Linked DNA regions of Mus musculus: region 1 is linked to region 2. Evidence: chromatin loops called from intact Hi-C (ENCODE). Cell type or tissue: left cerebral cortex. All regions are shown on one strand. Each heading gives the region's core, and the rest is flanking DNA. Links, peaks and the distances in the headings are about the cores only. Region 1 has its middle 19 kb from the start of Nabp1. Region 2 has its middle 25 kb from the start of 9330175M20Rik.

Region 1 (11,125 bases), core at 3,560-8,559, 100 kb before region 2:
TAAATTTTGTATTAGCATCCAACTTTCCATCTATCAGTCAATCCATCTGGAACCATTTCAAACAGTAGATTTTTCTTGAATATTCCAACATGGCTGTTCATTGGAATTTTCAAGTTTCAGGGTAAATTTATATACAACGAAATGCCCTATTTTAGGTGCACTTTGTGGCTTTTAGCAAATGCCTCACACTCACGAAATACCATAAAAATTCAAAATAGTCACTTGTCTAGAAATTTCTGTTATGCTTCTTAAAACCATATGAAACTAAAGTTCCTACTAGCCATCAATAAATGTTAGAAGTTTATTTCAAAGTTTTAGATGTCTTCCTGGCAGTTCGTTTTTGTTTTGTTTTTGTTTTGTTTGGGGGGAGGGTTAGGCAGTGCTGTTCTACAGACTAGAGGATCTGCAGTTTTGGGGCAGATGGAGGGGTGGCTTCAGGGGGCACACCATTCTACCCTCAGGGATGACAGTCTTCTACTCTGCTATGATAGCACCAACTCTGGTATGGGAAGTTGAGAGCAGAGCATTATCTAGGAACTTAGAGTGTTTTCGGGACAAGTGCTCAGCTCTTGAGATTTTTTTTTTTTTTTTTTTTGTTCTGGCTGTCCTAGAACTCACTTTGTAGACCAGGCTGGCCTCGAACTCAGAAATCTGCCTGCCTCTGCCTCCCAAGTGCTGGGACTAAAGGCATACACCACCACTGCTTGGCTTCCCCGAGCTTTTTTATTGTGTTATTGTTTTATGTATAAGCCAACTCCAAATGCCTTCTGCTGTTTTGAGTTTTCATAGTACTGATAGGTTGGATTCAGTTGGCATACCTAGAATATGCACATTGCTTGCATAGCAAAGACCCTCTGTGTGTGCTCACAACATACAACACAGTTTCATTTCCAATTCTGTTTCTACATTGATCACATTCTTCATTTGCATACACTCTTACCACTTGGGTATTCAGGATTTTCTCTTTTAGTAGACGGATTTATTGAGCACTGACATGCCATGTCCGAGGCTAGCCAGGTCCCTGTGTTGTGCTATTTTATAAAATGATGTGATGGATGCTTTCTCTTCAATATAAGGATAGAATAATTTGCCCAAGATCACACAAGAAGGAAGCGACAAAACTCAACATAAAAATCCCTGTACTTTTAACTGCTGAGTGATATTGATGCATCGACGCTCTTGCTGGCATCCTGGATAGGGATTCAAGAGAGACAGGATTGCTGTTATAAAAATCTATAGGCAGAGGAGAAGATGAAGAGCAAAGCACAGACTTTAACATTTTGCTTGGGATTAATCATACTTTAAATGTCAACTAATACAGATCTGACTAATCAAATCCACAGCCAAGTGGCACATCAGCGAGGGAAATATGGACTTTGAGCATTAGTCTAGCACCATTCCCAAACAACCCCCTACACAAACTTTAAAATAAAGCCTTAAACTCCCCCAGTGTTTGGAGAAGAAATGGCTCAAAAATCTCTAAGCATTATACAAAGACTGATACATTTGACTACATTTATATAATACAAATTAAAACCAAATGAAAAACCAGAAAGTGTATTTTATTTCATACTGAAAAACTGCGTGTTCCTAACATGTACAAAGCATATAGGAGGCATATACAGTGTTTTCAACTTCACATGCAATTGAGTTTTAAAATACTGAACTACTATTCACATTTAGAGACATCTATGAAAGTTTGACATGCTTTCTTGGTGATTGAGGGAGCAGGTTCTTTCACTCATAGTTTACGCTTGAATTTGCCTTTGGGCAGGGCTCTTAAATCTTTCCCTCTTGGAGTGTTTTGTTTTGACTTTTACTGGGGTTTTTATACCCACCTCCCTACTACCCTTCCAACCCTTCAGCAGTAGGTAGGAGAAAAAGGAGGTAGTAAGGGAAAAAGGGCTCTCAGTGCCATCTTCCTTGAAACTCCTGCATCATGAGAGCGAAGTGGCGGAAGAAGAGAATGCACAGGCTGAAGCGCAAGAGAAGAAAGATGAGGCAGAGGTCCAAATAAACCAGCTTGTGCACCCACGAAGCCTGCAGGAGCAGAAGTAAGGGATGCTGAAGGCTGGGACACCGGAACAAGCTGTTGGACTGCATGCTGCTCTTGGTAATAATTCTCAGTAGACCTGGAATGTCACCTCACCAAGATCACCTGGGAAATTGACTGCCTTTCTTACAACCAAAACAGTCCTGCTGGCCCTCTGCCCTTGACTTTTGACATCCTGCACTAGTTCTGTTCTCTCTTGTGGCCAAATGTAACTCGTGTACAATAAATCCTCTTGTTGTCAGGTGAGTAAATAAATAATAAAAAGGAAAAGGGGCATAAATCTTCTTAAACTACTTCCGGTTGATCAGGGGTGTCAGGTTCCTAGGGGCAAGTCCAGTCTTTGTCCTAAGGATATCTCCAACTTTTGTCAAACCACAACAACCTGCGACTAGGAGCAGCAGGGAGGCCAGCAGCTGCTACAGCCCCTCTCAGGACTCTTCTATTTATACCCTTTCCAGAGTCCCCCAAACTGAAGTATATACAGCAAAAATCATGCCCCTGCTAGGGCATGAGACAAATAATTACCTGCTGTGAAGCAGCCTCTTATTCCATACCTGGGATTAAAAGAAAAACATATTCTCATAATTGGCTTTTTAAAGAAACCAAAATTCCCACTACACCCTCTTGACAGTGCATCTTCTGCATTGACTTCTGCTTGCTGAAGTGACCTGCTTTGACCAAAAGGATAAACTTGACAACCACCAAAGACTGAAAAGTACTTTCATATTGTGCTTCCTTTATTCTTAGAGCACCATGCTTTCCAATGTGGGTTATGAGAGACCATTTGAGAAACCTCAGTGACAGCCTGCTAACTAGTAGAAATGATGAATGTATGGTTTATCCAGATGGAGTTGAGTTGCCAACCATTTGGAGTCCCAAGGGTGAAAACAAGGGAAGGATGTGGCTGATTCATCCAGAAGAGCTGATCTGGAGAAGTAGTATGCTATGCATAGTGAAGGCTAACAGAAAATAAGATACAACGGCAAAAACATGACAAGACGTGTTCACCTATATTATTTGTAGACTGGAAATATTCTTGAGGAATGGTTCATAGAGCACAGAGTATCTATTTAGCAGACTTGCCACTGCATGTGAGTAGTTTCCATGGAGTAATTTTCAGGATGTGAAAACAAAACCCAAAACAAAACCAGTACAGAACAGTGTATAGTATGCTGCCCCCCCCCCCTTTTTAAAAAAGAATACTGCTATGTATTCATTTTTAATTTTATTTGAAAAATTAGAACTGGCTGAGTGATTGCTGAGCATTAATGAGGCCCTGGGTTCAATTCCAGCACCACAAAATGAAAGAGCTGACAGTGCTTTCTCTTAACAGCTGGCCAGCACCCAGGAATGATTTAGTAGAGGGAAAGGTAATGCTAGACTGCATTCTACAAAGTGTTGGAACTGGAACTATGTTAATGTTTTGTTTTCACACATTCTTTTTTTTGGGGGGGGGGGGTTGGGATGGGAGGGTTTCGAGACAGGGTTTCTCTGTATAGCCCTGGCTGTCCTGGAACTCACTTTGTAGATCAGGCTGGCCTGGAACTCAGAAATCCGCCTGCCTCTGCCTCCCAAGTGCTGAGATTAAAGGCGTGCAGTTTCCACACATTCTAAATGAAGACAAAAACTAGTTATAGAATCACAGTAAAAGTAAAACGAAGCTATCTATGTTAGCCTCTTAAAAATAGAAATCATTTAAAGTATTGTAAAAATAACCATTTGTCTAATCATTCTTAGTAGGGATGCATCAAGGTAAAAAGAAGCGACATTCATATTAGTAAGTATTCAGAAACTATTATATATTTCAGATAAGTTAAAATACAGTTTTTGTTAATATCAGGAATCAAAACATTCATAAAGATGCTAAGTAGTCTATAAGTTGTAATCAGGTGTACAATTTTCTTGGGAAGTATTATGATGCATTTTTTTTGAAAAGACCAATTTTCTAGTCCTTGTCTGTGTAGTAATGAGCACCTAGAACCAGGATTATAGTTTCTAAATGACATTTCCTCTTAAGAAACAAGGATTCCTTGGAGCTGGAAACATCTTTTTGGACTTAAAAGAAAGGAATCTTTTAAAGACTAGTAGCTCATTTCAAAAGGACTTACGGGTCAATTCAGAGAGCTTATTCCTTGACAAAAATGGAAAATATAAATTAAGATAATTGCAATACATCGAAATTTATGTGAAAAAATCCATGAATTAAAAAATCATAGACATATTTTGCAGAATGCTAAGACACTCATTGTTCTGAAAACAACAGAGTGCATTTATATTTCCTCTTGTGAGACGGAGCTGTCAATATAGATACTTTCTTCTTCACCACCAATTCTACTTGATTAGGAATAAGAATATTAAAACTTCACTCTTTTGTGGTCTTTAATGAACTAATCTAAGAAATGATTACCAATGTCTTCCAAACTTTGGAAAGGTTGACGTGGAACTTTCTAAGTGGACCAAATTGGCAATTCAGCACATAGTAGGGCTGGCCTTCCATAGGCACAGCTTTCAATCTGTGGGTTCTGCAACTGTGAAGTCATCGCACCATGAGGAGTGTGTGTCTGAATTGATCATGGACAGACTTTTTCTTGTATTATTCCCTAGACAATAAAATATAATAACTATTTACATAGCGTTGAGAAGTGTACGAGTTGCCACTGCATCAGAACAATGAATACAAAGTCGAATAAACTGAAAAGGCAATTCTTCCTAAAACAGTAGGAGCAGTAAGGTCAGAAGGCAAGTCAATGTCCCTGAAGTTGGTGTGAGAGGCACAGAAAATCATACCAGAGTGGAAACTCAGGAACAGACAACTCAATGGGAATTAATGCCCAGCTGGAGAAAGCCTGCTCAGGAATCGATGGAAAGCTGGAGGTTCAGCCTAAAGAAATCTTAGATAAAAAACAAGGAGCTCATTCACTGGGATCTCCCAGTCCCTTTTATTAATTCTTAGAGAATTTCTTACAATGTGTTTTGATAATATTTACCTCCATCCCTTGACTAGGTAGACCTTTTAGTAGACTTGTTGTTACTGAATAAAAAGTCTATGCCTGAGGATATCTCCATAGAAACATTGAGAACTGAAAAACTCTGGGAAAAGTGGGGAGAACACATACCCCAAATAGCAGTTCCCTTTTAAGCAGTATAACTATGCATGGTGGGGGTATTAAAATGAAGGTACTGAAAGATCACAGTGTCATTTTGAAGTTTGGGTTGTTTGTAAGTATATTTCAATCTCTGCAGCAGCCACTGGGGTGGGGGATGGAGGTCTGAGATTCACTGATGTGCTAAGAAAGATGAGAAAGTAAGAGAACCTTTGGGCCTCCTGTCTGTATTGGTAAGGTGCTAGTAGTGATGGCTATCACCGTGCTTTTAACAGGGAAATTCAAAGTCAAGCTTTACTAGTTAGCAATAAGGCATTAATGAACACCGGGCAAGCAGAGACTAGCAGAGTAGGAGGTAGAAGGGTGGGTCTTCCTCTAAGATGGAAGTGGAACAGCTGAGGAAGGAATTAGTCCAGAGGAGTCCTCTATCTTTTGAAGGTCCTCACTCTTTCCAAACACAGAAATTTTATTTTGACTCATGTGTATGGGTATTTCTAGTCACGTGTGTGTGAATGCAGCATGCAGATTCTTGGAGCTGGAATCACGGGCAGCCGGTGCTGGGAACAGAGTGTGTGTGCTCTGGAAGGGCAGCAAGCGCTCCTAACCTCTGCGCCACCTCCCCAGCCAACAGCTGCCCTTTCTTAGTCCCGGAGTTGAGTCCAGATCTCCTGGGGGAGTGTGCTGTGGTCTGCTGATGGGCAGAGAAGTTCATTGAGGTGGTTCAGGCTTGGGGCTCAGCAGGTGGGTTCTGGCAGCCTGGAAGGCACCAACTGGGTCTGTGTAAAACACACTGGGAAACTGGCTGAGCTAGACCTGAGGGACCAACCTTTGGAGTGTTGGCAACACTCCCCAGGAGGTGAGCACTATCTTGTGTCTCCTGAGTTCCTTTCCAGTCAAAGAACTAGTGTCCCTCCCTCCAACAGTCTCTCTGCTGCCCTCTACTGGTGAAGCTTTACATCTTACCACCTGGGGAAAAAGTAATAAAAGAAGTAAACTTGTAACTAGTGTTGCGGTCTTGACTTCGACTTGGCTTCAGAAGGACCACACCAGACCAAATAGTTCCACGGGAGGTTTATTGGGCGAGAGAGGGCAAGGTGGCTGCGGGAAGAGGGGGAGGGTAGATGGGGGGGGGGGGCTTTCTTCATATATGGGTGATGACGTAAAGGTGGGAGGTGAGCCAAGTGGATTCTGGGAATATGGTGGTTGTTGCCTTGGTAACAGGTGTTCGAGTCTCGCCTATGTGATGTCAGGGGTTTCGGAGGTCCTAATACCAACAACTAGCATCTCTATTGAAATACTTATATATGCAACAACAAGACGTCTGTGGTTCAAACCAATCATGAAGGTAGAGAAAGAAGCATTCACACAAGCAATGATAAATACTAAAGAGGGACTGTAGAAAGGGCTCAAATATATTCTCCCCTTCCTCTTCATTTTAAGTATAACACCTTAAAATGTGAATTGGCATGTTTCTGGAGGACACCGAAGCTTTATCTAACAATCTAGGGTTGCTTAGAATGTGGGGAGAACTAGAACAACCTCACATGGATCCACTGCTGGGAAGGTGGAGATAGCATCCTGGCTGATTGTGGGACAGAAAGAAAAGTCTTTCTTGGAAAGCCTTAGGCTGACATCAGGAGGCCACACAAGCTTAATCCTTACATTGAAAGGGACTGACAACATAGTTTCCTTAGTGGGTTTAGGTATACCTAGACTATTCTAAGTACTAGTTACGTGTTTGCAGTTACTAGCTATGCTAATGTATTTTCTGACAACGAGCCTACGCTCTGCTGGCAGGGAGCTGAGGTGCCAGGAAGCTGACAACTTTACACTCCCGATGCTCCTGAGTCTACAAGCTAAGAGAGGGGTGAATAACCCAGTGTGCGTCACTGCTGCTGTTGTCATCCTTCACTGACACCAGACTCCAGCTTCTTCAGATTCCAACAAGACTCCAGGAATCTTCTGCAGACCAGATTGGGATATCGAAAGAAAACAGATGTGTGGACTGAGGTGATATCTGCTTCTCAGCCTCTCCGCTCTAAAGATGGACATTTTTTGATTACCTGGTATATATCTTGTGAGCCAATGTAGTGAATCTTTGTTCATAACGTGTATGTATTCTATTGGTTCGTTTCCTTTAGAGAACCCCATACAATGCAAATATTGAATTAAAAAAATAGCTCACTGGAATCCAGCAAATTATTATTGCACTACAAAACTAAAGTAGTTCCATAAGATCAGCCAAGGAGAGGCTGGAAAAGGGATGGTGAAGTTAATTGTAGTGGCTGGGGAAGCAGGGATCAATGGATGCGGGAGGAAGGATGCTGAGTATCTCAAAAGGCATAAGTGGCAAGGATGGAAATGTGACAGGGTCTTTACAAGCATAGGCTCAGCTATGCAAATCATGAAATGTAAATGTTGCTGTAATAAAATCCCATGACCAAGTACAACTTCTGGAAGACAGTTTATATACCTTATGATTTTATGGGGAGAGTTTATAATGATGGGGGGGGTACACAGCAGCAGAAAACCATGATGGCAGGAAACTATGACATCACAGTTTTGTTTACCTACAGGAAGTAGGGAGGGCAAACTGGAAGTGACCTGGATTTATAAACACCCGACAGCCCAGCATTCCTCCGCACATTGCAGGCTGCTTGGACTCTGAGAAAGGAACCAGCTGCAGAAATGAACTGAGCAGTGCAACGTATTAGAGTTGCTCTGAGTCATCTGGCAAGGGGCTGGAAACTGATGGGCCAAAGCAGAGGAAGAAGGTTCTATTCTACCTGCTCCCCAAGACTGGTCTGAAGACCTGCACACTACCAACCAGGATGCTCATTGCTGGTTCCATGCTAGCAGCAGAGCCATTGCTGAGCTGGAGGTGGGGGCAGTGAGTGAGGGATGGAGCCACACACATAGAGGAGAATCTGGGACTCCTGAATTAGAGGGTGCTCACAAAATTTGGGTTGGAAGAATGCTTTGCAGAGATCCGGCATGCCCACATCCTCTAGTCCAAGATAAACCTTATATATTACCTTTTGAGTTTCCCCGACTCCCTGAGCTCCAAATGGCTGCCTTCCACACAGTATGTGTTTACACAACTTTATTTTCGTATGAATGTAAAATGAATGAACACTGACTTGTTTTGTCTGTGCATGACTTAAGCTTGTGTTTCTTACCCTTTCTTTTGTGTTTCCTTTAGACTCCAGCATGGTGAGTCCAAGTGATGTTTTTAAATAAGAAAACACACTGAAAGAGTCTCCGACATGTTTCAAGAGCAGTTTGGGAAGAAAATTACTTTTCAGTTTGTTTTATGTGATTTCCACACACACCTCCTAAAGCAAAATCAATATGCAATAAACCCCGGTGCTGGAGCAGTGGCTCTCAGTTCTTTGCTGCAAGCGCAGGACCCAGCCCTGACTATCCAGTGTGCTTTGCTTAACCTGGCTTGTTCTGTCCTGATGACTTCCTTCCTTCCATTCTAGATCCACTTTGCTTCCTACACCTTTTTTTAAGGAGCTACAGAGACAAAATTTGGAGCTGTGACAAAAAGATGGACCATCTAGTGATTGCCATATGCAGGGATCCATCCCATAATCAGCTTCCAAACGCTGACACCATTGCACACACTAGCAAAATTTTGCTGAAAGGACCCAGATATAGCTCTCTCTTGTGAGACTATGCCGGGGCCTAGCAAACACAGAAGTGGATGCTCACAGTCAGCTATTGGATGGATCACACAGCCCCCAATGCAGGAGCTAGAGATATTACCCAAGGAGCTAAAGGGAACTGCAACCCTATAGGTGGAACAACAATATGAACTAACCAGTACCCCGGAGCTCTTGTCTCTAGCTGCATATGCATCAAAAGATGGCCTAGTCGGCCATCACTGCAAAGAGAGGCCCATTGGACTTGCCAACTTTAGATGCCCCAGTACAGGGGAACCCCAGGGCCAAAAAGGGGGAGTGGGTGGGTAGGGGATTGGGGAGGTGGGTATGGGGGACCTTTGGGATAGCATTGAAAATGTAAACGAGGAAAATATCTAATAAAAAAAATTTAAAAAAAAAGAAGTTTTGCAAAGGTACTTGGTTGAGCACATGTGTGCTGTAAGCGCACGTGTGTATGTATGTGTGTGTGTGTGTGTGTGTGTATGTGTGTGCGCGCGTACACACACACACACACAAACCAGACACTCATGTGCACATAAGTGCACACACAGACGCCCCCAAACCCCAAAAGGAAGGAGGAAGTCAATTGACAGAAAGAACTGGTTGTTTTTCTTGATCATGGATAAGGAGAAAAGCACACAGGGGTATATTCTCCATTGTTTGCTTCTTCTAACCTCTACTCCTTGTCAAGCCCCTGTCCTTGAGATTGGGGCCAAGACTAACTAACTTCAATTTCAGACATGGCAAACCTGACCCTCTGGGCTGCTTAGAGGGCTCCTTCTTCTTCAGTCTAAGGGACTTGGGTCCAGTTCTAAATGCTGCTGGTTGTTGACTGACAGCTGTGTCTGCTGACTTCTCTATTTCTTTCTTCCATAAGCATACTCACAGTCTTGCTTCATGCTTCCAGGAATTAATAAAGGAAAAGACAAACAGACTACGGAAATTCTAATTAACTTTGATATGGATTTGTGTGTAAAGTTGGATGAGTCACTGATTTTTAATAAATGGGAGAGAAAATCTTAAAGATTAATGTAATAGCTGAGAACACAGGAACCAGAACTTTGATGCTTGCTTAATTCTTTCTCCCAACCCATGCCATTTGGAGAAAAAAAAATATCAAAGACCGTTATGAAGCAGGAAGGAAAAGGGATTATGCAAATTAAAGTGCAGGGGACTTAATCACTACTCCTGTGCAAATGGGCTGCTCCTCCCAGCTTCTCGGTGTTTTAGGGCTGTATTTGCTGAGGATACACTCCTGAAGATAATGAGGAGTGGGGGCATAATAGAAAAGGGCATGCTTAGGAACTAATTGAACTCTCTAGGTACAAGAGGATAGAGAAAGGAAAAGCAGGAGAAGCCTAATAAAATCAGAGGTTCAGGAAGGGCTTGACCTTGGGACATTTATCCACATCATGCAAATACAGTGAAGAGTGGATGGATTGGCAGGGGTCATGTTTGGAGACTCCTTCTTCAGGGATTGTGTCAGAAGGTCTATATCATGGTGGGAACTTTCCTAGCTGTGGTGACTAAGGTTCCTTATTAGCTCTAGGGTCTCTGTGCTCCCTCCACATTTGCTGTGAGCCAGGGACTGATTCCTACTAGAAGTAGCATTGACTGAAATGCTCCAGCTCTCTTGGCCCAGGCCAGCAACTCTCCCACTCTCTAGTAGTCCAGTGTTGAGCATCACTGAGGTTAAATAATTTAAGCTAAAGCTCCCTTCAGCCTGACAATAGACAGCTAACACATATAAAGATTTATTTTGAGTGGTTGTAAAGATTAAATATTCAATTTTTCCTAAACGATAAACTGACTCTGATGGATTTGAAGCAGTGTACAGGGACTTCCTGTGTTAGATTAACCTTGACTGTGCATGCTTTTGTAGAGCGAGCAGTTGCTTCGAACAAACTTTAGCTTCACAGCCTTACAAAAAAGTCATTAATCTTTTATCATTTTCTAAGCTAAGAACTTAGTATGTATTTACCAATAACGAAGAGACATATGCAGGTTGACATAATTTATTGATACTTTATTTCACACTTGAGTTCGGTGGACAAATGTTCATAAATAGCATCCTGTACTGTCTATCTTTCTTTTCTCAGCTGTAGTAGGTTCTCTTAGACAGATCCATAAGAATATGGTGTCATGGAGGCATCAGAGTCTGGCTTCAAAAGGGAGAAGGAATACATGAGACAAGGCTGGGCAATCAAATATCATACTTTCGCCTCATCCATAGTGATTGGTCATTGAACTGGACCAATGATAATCCATCCTTGGTTCATAAGGTCCTTTTCCTGGGTTTG
Region 2 (11,125 bases), core at 3,859-8,858:
CCTGAAGAAAACCGATTCTCCCTCTCTCAGCAGCTGTTACTTGCCAATAGCACCTCCCCTAGGAGGGTAACTTCCTTGTTGCCTTCCCCACCCATGCTAAGGTTTTGTCTGGCTTGATCTTGTGCAGGTCTTGTATACATAGTCATTGCTGGTGTGAGTTCACATATATATTCTTTTGTACTAAGTCTGAAGATCACTGTGTTTTTATATGGATAGTATTTCTCAAGTCATGCTAGCTGCATTTCAAAGGCTCAACAGTTATCTGTGCTTAGTTGCCATTGTACTTGGTAGTGTACTTGGCAGAGAGAGGGCTGGAAAGTAATCCTGTGTCGGATGGAACTGGATGAGGTCCATTACAATATGCTTATAGTTCTAGGATTGAGACAGCAAAGGCAGGAGGATTGAGAGTTCAAGATTAGCTTGAGCTACATAGTCAGATTATGATCCTGTCTAGAGAAAAAAAAAAAAGAAAAGAAAAGGAAAGGAAAACAAGCAAATCGCTGTGCTGCAGAGGTAAAACGGGTTTTAGAAGAAGAGATGCAAAATCAGTAATTTGCATTTTGATAAATAACCTTCTTTACCCCACCTCACACATTGTATGAAATCTGGCATTTTACTGAAGTTCTAATTAGCTACTGATTTTTGCAGTGTGGAATCGCTTTTCGGCAAATGTGTCACGATATGGTACTTATCACACTCTTAAATTGCATTTGAAGTAGAATAATCAAGCCTATTTTTCACTAGAACACTGATTTCCTCCAGCTGTTTATTAGTTATATTAGCTCCCTCTAATCTGCAGAAATCAGTCATTTCCGACGTGAGGTCTGATTCTTGCTTTCCATACCCATGGCAACTTGGGCCTCTTGCTCCCACTCCATATCTCTGTCTTCATTTTCTGTACTTTTCACTCTTCACTACCACGTGCTTGTTCCTCCTTTAGACCATCATCAGCCCCACAGTACTGCAGACCAAAGCATGACCCGGTCTGAACAGGTACAGAACCACTCCTCTGAGTGTTGCCAAAGGATTCTGCTTTGGTGCGAATAGGATAGAAACTCTCCGCATTTATCAGGGGCCAGAACTATCTGGAGTTCATGTTAAAATTCAGAATCCTGGACTCTGACTCCAGAGTTTCTTCTGATAGAGTCTGGGGGTTCAAATTTCTAATAAATCCTCAGGAGAGGCAGGAGTTGGGAACCTCACTCAGAGAACTATGAGGGTAGAATTTGGGTGTAGAATTCATTTGGTCAGTAAGCTTTATGAGAAGCCTTTCTGATAAGGAACAACAAAGGGTTTTCTCCTCTTCTGCTCAGGTTCCTTCTTCCTATTTTGAAGGATGCCTTGTCTGGAAGAGCTGGATGCTCCTGTTGTCATCTTGAAATAACGCAAGGGCATTAAGATCATCTCTGCAGTGATATTTTGGCATTGTCTAAGCTACCTCACACCATGGTGTGGGAAATGATTTTGTCTTTACAGTCTAGATCTCACGTTTGGTTTTCTGTTGTTTGCCACCAAAGCAGTCACATTGTGTGACTACTTCTCTCAAACCACCTTGCAATCCTCTACATGACTGAGATAGTAACTTAGTATCACAGAACTATATCCCCCAAATTATGACGTTTTCTCTTCATCTTGGGATACAAGACAGATAACGAGGGTATAAGGGGTAAGGAAAAGAGGTGTACACTGAGCATCTCTGTTTGTAGGTCGGATCTTAACAGGCTGAAATAATATACTCTGTGATGTACTCAAGCTGCAGTAATGCACTGGAGACTAAGTGAGGAAGATCTTTCCATCAAGTTTGCAGATGGCTTAAATTGGGGAAGGCTGGAGAATGTGTGCGATGTCCAAGGTTCTCTGGTATAAGAGGAATGTTGTACTTATTCCAGGATATTTCAGGCAAAGAACTACAATTGGAGGAGTTATAAAGTTCTCCACAAGGAGACATGTTTTCTAACAGTCAGAGAATACGAATGAGGAAACACTATGAAGTTGTGAACTCTGTACTCAGCTGTACGGGTTGAGAGAGACAGTACTTGCCTCATAGTTGATACCTTGGCAACTTGACTGGATATGGATCCCCTTGGAGACAAATCTCTAAGTGTGTCTGTAAGGGAATGCAGTTTCAGAGCGGTTTAACTGAAGAGGGAAGACATACCCTAAATGTGGGGAGCACCATCCCATGGGTTGATGCCTGGATTGAATACAGGGAAAGAAAAAGAAAAAGAGGGAACCAGGTAGCAGTCTTATTGATCTGCTCTGACCGTGGGCACGATGTGAGCAGCTGCTTCATTTTCCTGGTGCCGAGGCTGCTTTTGCTGTCATGTCTTCTCTGATGTGGTGAACTGCACCCTCAAATTAGGAGTCAAGATAAGCCCTTTCTTTCTTAAGTTGAGCTTTTCAGATCCAGCTAGAGAAAAGTAATGGATAGAGCTGGTGCTCACTAAACACTCTCTGAACCACGAGGCACATGTGCATCCATTGTAAACACTTAATGAATCTCTAAGCATCGAATGACGACCCCGTCTTTTAAGCACAACCCAAATGGGATCTTGTTATACTGAAGGAAAGTGGAACTTCCACTGACAAGCCATGTCTTTTTTTTTTTTTTTTCTTTTTTCTTTTCAAATGTCTAAGAAAGATTAAAGCTGACGAAGATTTCAAGGCCAGCCACAGGAAAAAGTAAACACTTGCGAGATCGTGCAGGCAGGAAGCAAATTCTAGTTCCTCAGAATGCCCCGAAGAAGGTAGAGCTATAGATTCAGGTTATTTTACTGCAAGACCCGATAACCGTGAAAAACGACATCAAAAGAAAATACAAAAGAAGGCAGAAGGCAGATTAGACGGGCAACTGGGAGCTGTGTTATCACAGGTCCCTGAGAAATCAGCAAGACCAGAAATAAGGCAGGCTGCAGGCAATTCCAAATTGTTATTAAAGTTAAAAATATGACCCACAGTACTGCTGCTGTATTGCTTTAGGCTATGAAAGTGTCATGCTGTCAGTTGTGACACAGAACATGGGAAAGGACAGTCAGATTTCTATGCTATTTCTGCATTTTGTAAGGAAAAAAACCTATACAATTTCGTATAATGAAAATAGGTAAACATAGATTGCTTTTCAGAGGAAGAGAAAATAAGAGGCGCTGGGTGTGCTTGAAAACACCATTCAAATGGCTACTTCATAATCAGTAGGTGTGTGTGTGTGGGGGGGGGTGGGTTGAGCGATAACATAATCAACACCAAGAACGGCTGTGTCTAACTCATTCCTTACATCTCAAAGTCAAGAGCTGCAGACACTAGAAAATATAGGTATTGTCATTGGTAAGTTAAATAAAGTGAGTAAGGGATTATGGTTAAATAAATAACGCTTTCAGGAGGTGTTTGGTGGAAGGTGCTGAAAAAAATGCAACAATAGAAGCCTTAGATGAGAGAAGATTGACTTTGGAGTAAGAGCACCAGGACCAAGTGAATGTCAAGGGGAGAGCCCACTATGGATCCATTCTTTGTGTAACAATTGAATCTCTTACTTCCCAGTGTGGTAGAGCATAATTTAACTTCAGAGGGGTAAACTCACTAAATAGAAATAATTTGGTAAAGAAGAAAGGATTTTTTTTAATGTCAAGGACAAAGCAATGTGTAATTTGATTTTTTAATCTGCAGACAGTAGGTAGCATCAAGTCATCAAACAGAGCAAAGAATAGGCTGCTAATTGAAACAGAACGTGGAAACATTAGTGAATTGATTGGAAGTGACAAAGCAGCTGGATTCGTCAGCATTTTAGCAGATGGAATTGCTCTGATTGATGAAATGACAGGGCTCCAAAACAAAACTGGAAATTAAATGTACAGCCAGATAGTCCTGGCACTGAGAATATACAATTGCATAGAATCTGAGAAGCAGGCCAGGAAAGGAGCTTGCGAATGCTCCCGAATGATGTTGGCGAGTACAACTGTTTGTCACTTGGCTTGAACCTGCCGCTTCTGATGACGGCTACAAGTCTGAGAGTTGGCGTAGGAAACATTTGATAGCCTTGCTGGGCATTCAATGGCAAAAGCACAGACAACAAGACTGCTTAGAGTGATGCTCTCTGGGCACTCGTTTGCAACTACGGCTCCATGGGCTCTGTCATATTAAACAAATGCAGTCCTTTCCAATCTGTGCTCCTTGAGGCACGAGAGCCCCCACGAGATGTGCACAGACACTCTGAATAAGTTCTGTGGTCAAATTAGTCGGGAGAATATATATGATACAGTTCACTAATGGAAAGTTCCAACTCACAGTACCATAGCAAAGTTCCATAATAAAGTGAGAATTTCTTAAGCTCTTATGTTTACTGAAGTGAAATTTTAAAGAAAATCTATAATATTGCAGGGGGTCTATTGCTCTTTGGAGATAGGTTTGGAAAACATTACTGTGGCCTATCAAAAATACTCCTGTACCTGGGCTCTTGCAAGCACCTACTGTTCTCTGGGAGAAAGGCTTAATCTTGAAAGGAATCTGCGTCACTGTGAAATTTTTTATCTATGGTTTGTATGTATGTGGGGGCATGTTTACCCTTCCTGATGGTAGTCCTCTGGGCTACAGAGTCAGCTCCTCCTGATGGACATAGACCATCCTTTTTGGGTGTGTGTGTGGAGGATATTTTTCTCAAGACAGGTGGAATTATGGGTAAGAAAATTAGTTACTGATAATATAAAGTTGGACAGGACACAAGAGCAGCTCTCCAAGGTCTACCTTTTATGTATCAATACTGATCAGGACACATTCTGATTAGAATAAATATTTTCTCATCTTATTTTTAAAATTATTATTATTATTATTATTATTATTATTATTATTATTATTATTATGTTTTTTTGGTTCTGAGAATTAAACTGAGGACCTCAGATATCCTAGGCAACTGCTTGCTCTACCAAAAAGCAGCAGCTTAGTCCTTGCTTGTTATGAGACATTTCACAAAATTGCTCATGTTGGCCTTGCAGTCTTCTACCGCACAGCCAGGCTTTCTACTCTTGATCCTCTTGCCTTGGACTCACAGGTAGCTGGGATTATAAACCTGTACCAGTAGGCCTGAATAAGTTTTAAAATTAAAGCAGCTGTCAGAAACGGTCCTGTGAGTATTTCCCTAAATTCATAGAATAAACTGAATTTTAAATGTCTTTAAAAAAAAAAGTAACAATGTGTGATGCCACATGACATTTAAGGGCATAATCAGAAGCAATGTAATTAAACAATGACAGTTTCCAGTTTAAAGCGAGAAATTCACTGAAAACTAAAGCGATTCTCCAAGGAAGCAGTTCAGAATTTAAATGGATATTTTATGAGTGAGTTAAACCTCCGCATTTTATATCCTTTCTGACCCATTTACAGAAGCCGATCTTGAGAAATCAGCACTTCCAGGGCACACGGCCGAGGGGACCACTTTTCTAAGCAGTTTCTTAGGGATTTTGGCTGTGACTGTGCACTGTGGCTATCATCCCACTGAAGACTGCCATGTGACTCCTGAGGGATTTCTCTGTTCTACCTGCTTCAGCCTGATTGTCACATGTCTTCCATTTTGTTGAGGGAACCTTTCTCCAATAAGCGTTCCGATGCCAATGTGAGTGGGAGAGAGGAGATGCTGCCCGTGGATCAAAGCCAGGACAGCTCCTGAAAGGCTTAAATGCTGGGCCTAGTTTGTACTCTCATTATATACTCTAAAACCATCAGGTGGGGCGGGTAAGCGAGCCAGAGTTTACGGAAGCCTCCATGCAGTCACCAGGTTGTTAAGGACAGTGAATGACATATTGTTGCAGCTATTTTCTCCAAGTTATTCTGTTCCTGGTGGCAAGTGAAATCATGTTTGGCAAACAGGTAGTATAATAGCTATAACCAAACAGCTAAATAAATCAATATCTAATAACTGGTCTTTTCTACTTTATTCTATGTTCTCTCTCTCTCTCTCTCTCTCTCTCTCTCTCTCTCCTTTTCTTAGTAAACTCTACCACCTAGTTTCAGACATTTTATCTTCTAGTGTACATTACGTTTTTGAAATGATAGTTTCTGTTGGCCTGACTTTCCCCAAGACTTTAACCTTGACAATTAGAATTGAGATTGAGATTAGTCAGACATCCACTCTCAAGAAAGCACCTCTCCTGAGTGGGAGAGGTACTTAATAAAATGTTTTCTTTAGTTTAATTTTCCTACAAGGACAGAGGTTTTCCCAACAATTCCACTGATGAGGGTGGATCTGCCCTTTCAAATGTGACTCAGTCTCCCCTAGAGAGCATCAGCAGCCCCATCTACTGGATGTGTAGTTTATTGATGGAGTTTTCCTGAGAGAACTAGGGAGAGTGGCACACAATGGTCCTGTTCAGACCATTTCTTGGATAGTCGATTACTGTGCTATGAACACCGATGTTTCAGATAATGGTACTGACGGCTTGCTGAAGAGTGTGCTCATTTAAACTGCCTTTGGGGCTAGAAAGGGACAAGCATGGTTTGATTAAGATCAATATAAGAGAGCATGAAGGAAAGGGAGAAGAGAGAGAAGAAAGGTATTTTTTTACCATTAAAACACTCATTTGCATGCATTCTCAGTGGTTACATTTCTGAAGCTGGGCTGAGTCTATTATTAAAATTAAAGGTCAAAAAATACTGCTTGGCTTCAGCAAATACACACAGACATTGGCTAGTATGGCAAAAAAGAAAAAAAAAGAGTCTAAATTAGAATATACTCTTGTGGGCTAGTCACAACCAGGCTATTCCCTTAGTTAGCCTAGCATTATTTACTGAATCCGTGGATGCTAAGGTAACTCCTGGGACCCAGTAACTGAAGCATACCATCAATGACTATGTTGGTGAATCATGATTGTCAGTTTCATTGGGTTGAAAAGTGTCTGGGGATTAGAAAAGCATACCCCTGGGTGAGTCTATCAAAGCATTTCCAGATAGATCTGAGCTTAACTAAGGGGTAGCCAAAATCCGAGAGTGGATGGTGCCATCTGGCCTGGTAGAAGAGACTGGAAATGGGAGGAATCCCAAGAGCTCAGTGTTCTGTTCATCTGCTTCCAGGTTACCGTAGAATGAACCACTCTGTGTTTTTGAACCCTCCGTGAAAGCTTTGAAACCATGAACAAAATAAACAACTTATCCACTTACATTGTTTTCTTAGTTAATTTTTGTCCTAGCTAAAACAAACAAACACACAGAAAATAACAACAACAGACAATTGCCAGACATAGTGGGAGTGGGATGTTCATTTTGATGACCCACAGGGAAGACTGACTCATAGGAGATACTCAGCTTTGGGAAACAACACAAAATATTATCAAGATCACAACAGAACAGGTGTCTCCACATATAGAGTTTTCTAAAAGCCAACACTGACAGACACAGGTTGCAGTGCACATCAGGACAGAGGCAGGATCTGGTGTCCTGAGACTGCCTAGGCAGAGACGCTTCTCGTGGAAAGTGACAAGCTGTCAGTAAAAAGTGAAGCACTCTTCCTTATTGGTTTCTAAGAGTTTGGCCTTTTAGAGAGGTTCTCTATCGAGCTGAGATTTGTCTGACATATCTTATTCTCTCCACAACTTATACAGGATGAAATGCTGCCTTAACTGGGTCAGCTGGACCTTCCAAGTACCAACTCTTACTTGACAAGAACTTTTGTCTTAGGGAATCCCAGGGCTCTTGTATCCTGATTCTGCCTGTTACAGACTGAAGGTACACCCTTGTGGGTACCATAGCCATACCCTGGGAATAGGGTTGCTAGCAATCATGGCTGAGTGACATAAGAGAGCTTGAGGCATGGTAAGGAACGGAGTTTTTAGAATATTTCTGGAAAGATCATTTCACTGCATTTCTCTACCAATATTTCTCACTTTCTGTAACTATGGAAACTAGATCTTTTCAGGTCTGAAAACTCCTTGAATCAGCTTATCTGATGAAGACTCACTACTACTGGAATCTATTTTGCCTAATGATTCAGTCAAGGGTACAAAGGGTTCCAGCTTCTATTCCCTTCCCCCATCACCTTTATTTGATTATTCATATACCTATGTAAGCTGTCTTAAATTTTTGTTAGAATTTAACTCTTTAAAAATTAGAATTCTTTTTAGGATCATGACAAAGGGAGTAATAACAGGATGTGTGGGTAGGATTTCATCATGGTAGATCTCATCATGGTGGGGTGAGAAGCATTGCAACTGGCAAGAAGGGAGAACATTGAAGAATTATGAACATTTGGGCTTAAACCAGAAAGGCAGGATCGCCAACTCTGCAGGCAGTAACTTAGTGTTTTATTACTGTGAAGAGACACCATGACCACTTCAACTCTGATAAGAGAAAACATTTAACTGGGGTTGGCTTACAGTTCAGAGACTTAGTCCATTATCATGGTGGGAATCATGGCAGTGTTCAGGTAGACATGGTACTGGAGAAGGAGCTGAGAGTTCTACATCTTGATCTGCAGGCAACAGGAAGAGAACTGGCTTGAGCTTCTGAGACCTCAGAGCCCATCATCTAGTTATATACCAACCTTCAACAAAGCCTCACCAATAGGGCCACTTCTTATGGCTCTGTGGGGGCCATTTTCTTTCAAAGCACCACAGGTAGATTGAGATGAGAGTCTGTGTTACAATATTTATGATGGTCACCAAATACCCAAGAAAGTCAGTTCAGGGGAAGATGTGTTTATTTTGGCTCACAGACCCAGAGGTTTTATTGCATCATGGTGAGGAGGGTGTGGCAGAGTGGAGTGCTTACATCATACCTGGAAGCAGGGAAAAGAATATTCTCTGGGCTTCTCTTCCTTCCTCTTATATCCCATCCAAGTTCCTGACTTATGGAAAAGTACTCCCTACATTCTGGGTGTACCTTCCCCCTTATTTCTCTCTGGAAATATCCCCAAAGACAGACCCATTTTTCTCCTCAAGGTACCACCTGCATTCCTTGGTCTCTGGATCCTTCTTCGAGATTTAAAATAGTAAAGCATCTTTATAGGTTTCCCCAATTGTTGCTTCCATGTCCTTTCATTTATAAGGATCTCTGTGATTATTTATATTGGTCCCATCCAGAGTTCTGCCCATGTGCAAAATCAATTTAACCATTTGAGAAAATCTGTTCTAGCTTGGGCTTCAAGAATGTGCATGTCTTTGAAGTGACATTAGCCTGTCTGTCACAAGAGACATTTGCATAGAGTCAATAATTGGATTATCATTTTGTATACCCAAGGGGAACATGGGTAAGAGGAGAAGAGCAGAGCATCAAAGACCAAAGCCTTTGAACTTGATGTCTGTTGTCACCTTTTCCTGTAACCTCTTCCCCTTTCTGATTTCAGTGTCAGTGTAACTTGTTCTACTGTGCCCTCACCCTTTGTTGTTCTTAGGTGCCTTTATCAACGAAGGCTTCATTGAGGTGGCATTTCTTAAGGTAAAAAGAGACTTCTTCATCTCCTTTATTCTTGTGCTGGCAGCCTTACAATGCACAAGGGTTTCTTTATAAGAAGAAGAAAAAGAAGTCTTGTACTTGTCTAGTCTTAGGATGGCAATCAGTCAGTAGACTATCCTCAAAAGCGTTTTAGTTGTTGTCTTAGTCAGAAACATTATGACCAAGAAACAAGTTGGAGATGAAAGGGTTTATTAGGCTTACACTTCCAACGTGCTGTTCGTCATCAAAGCAGGTTAAGACTGGAACTCAAGCAGGTCAGGATACAGAAGCTGATGCAGGGGCCATGGAGGGATGTTTCTTACTGGCTTGCATCTTCTGGCTTGCTCATCTTGCTCTCTTATAGAACCCAAGACTATCAGCCCAGAGATGGTACCACCCACAATGGGCCCACCCCTCTTGATCACCAATTGAGGAAATGCTTCACAGCTGGATCTCATGGAGGCACTTCCCCAACTGAAATTCCTTTCTCTGTGATAACTCCAGCTGTGTCAAGTTGACACACAAAACCAGCCAGTACAATTGACCCCTTGTCAACTTGCCACACAAACACATCACTATTAAGTCTCAATACTTTTTTATTCATCCCCAAGATCTAAATAACTTTAAAATTCCCACAGTCTTTACATATTAAAAGCTCAACCCTTTTAAAATATCCAATATCTTTTAAATTTTAAAGTCTTGTAAAAATTCAAAGTCTCTTAACTGTGGGCTCCACTAAATTACCTTCTTAATTCAAGAGGGAAAAATATCAGGGCACAGTCACAATCAAAAGCAAAATCAAACTCCAACCGTCTAATGTCTGAGATCTACTCATGATCTTCTGGATTCTTCTAAGGGCTTGGGTCACTTCTCCAGCCCTACCCCTTGTAGCACACACCTTCTCTTCTAGGCTTCAGCTGCCTGTACTCCACTGCTGCTGCTGTTCTTGGTGGTCATCTCATGGTACTGGCATCTCCAAAACACTGCTGTCTTCCACACCAATAGCTCTCAGAGGCTCTCTTCATGGTGTCAAGCCTCAATCCCTTTGCATGACCCATTCAGTCCTGGGCCATCAACTGCAAAGGAGGCTGCACCTTCACCAATGGTCTTCCATGGCCTCTCACAGTCCTAAGCCTCAGCTGCTCTTCATGACTCCTTCATGCCTTCAAAACCAGTACCACCTACGTGACTCTTACACATTACTAAGTCCAGCCACAGCCCAAAGTACAACCTTGGCTATCTCTGGAGCTCAGCCTCTGTGCTCTCAGAAAACACTTCCCAGAAGATTTCACCTCAGTGATGCTGATCTCTTCTTAATCACTGCTAATTTCTTAGCTCCAGCTAACCAGCATCAATAGCCCCAGTAACACAAAGGTTTGATGGTATCTTGTTAATCACAACTGATTCTTCAGCCCTACATAACCAAAACCACAGAATCTTCACAATCAAAACATGGCCCTGATAAGAGTCTTTAATCCAGAGGGTGGACCAAGAAGGGAATAAAATCTGGAGTGTAAAAATATAAATAAACAAATAAGAATAGAAGATTAAATTAAAAATGAAAAAAAAAAAGTCTTGAATCTTCGCTCTGAAATTTCACAAGCCAGGCCTTCATCTTCTGGACTGTTCTCAACATTATCTTCCAAGCTTCTACACAACAACCCACAGAGCTCTTAACACCGAATAGATCTTTTAGCCCAAAGTTCCAAAGTCCTGC

Evidence for each region. Hi-C counts contacts between places; a loop is a spot of excess contacts. Peaks named below come from ENCODE experiments on the same cell type or tissue, not always from the same donor. Only the 100,000 strongest peaks of a DNase experiment are listed, where the experiment ranks them.
Region 1: it touches region 2 in a loop (2.3-fold over the local background); 2 of 42 quality-filtered maps call a loop at or near these places.

What each region holds. Positions count from the first base shown.
Region 1 is chr1:51,454,154-51,465,278 of GRCm38, reverse strand. It overlaps a transcript of Nabp1 not described here. Among named protein-coding and RNA genes, the nearest start is that of Nabp1, 19 kb to the left of the region's middle. In left cerebral cortex, for the core only: a CTCF peak has its summit at 6,090 (motif pointing left); DNase peaks (open chromatin) are centred at 5,988 and 6,957.
Region 2 is chr1:51,352,895-51,364,019 of GRCm38, reverse strand. No RefSeq gene overlaps it. Among named protein-coding and RNA genes, the nearest start is that of 9330175M20Rik, 25 kb to the right of the region's middle. In left cerebral cortex, for the core only: a CTCF peak has its summit at 6,287; no DNase peak of the experiment used is centred there.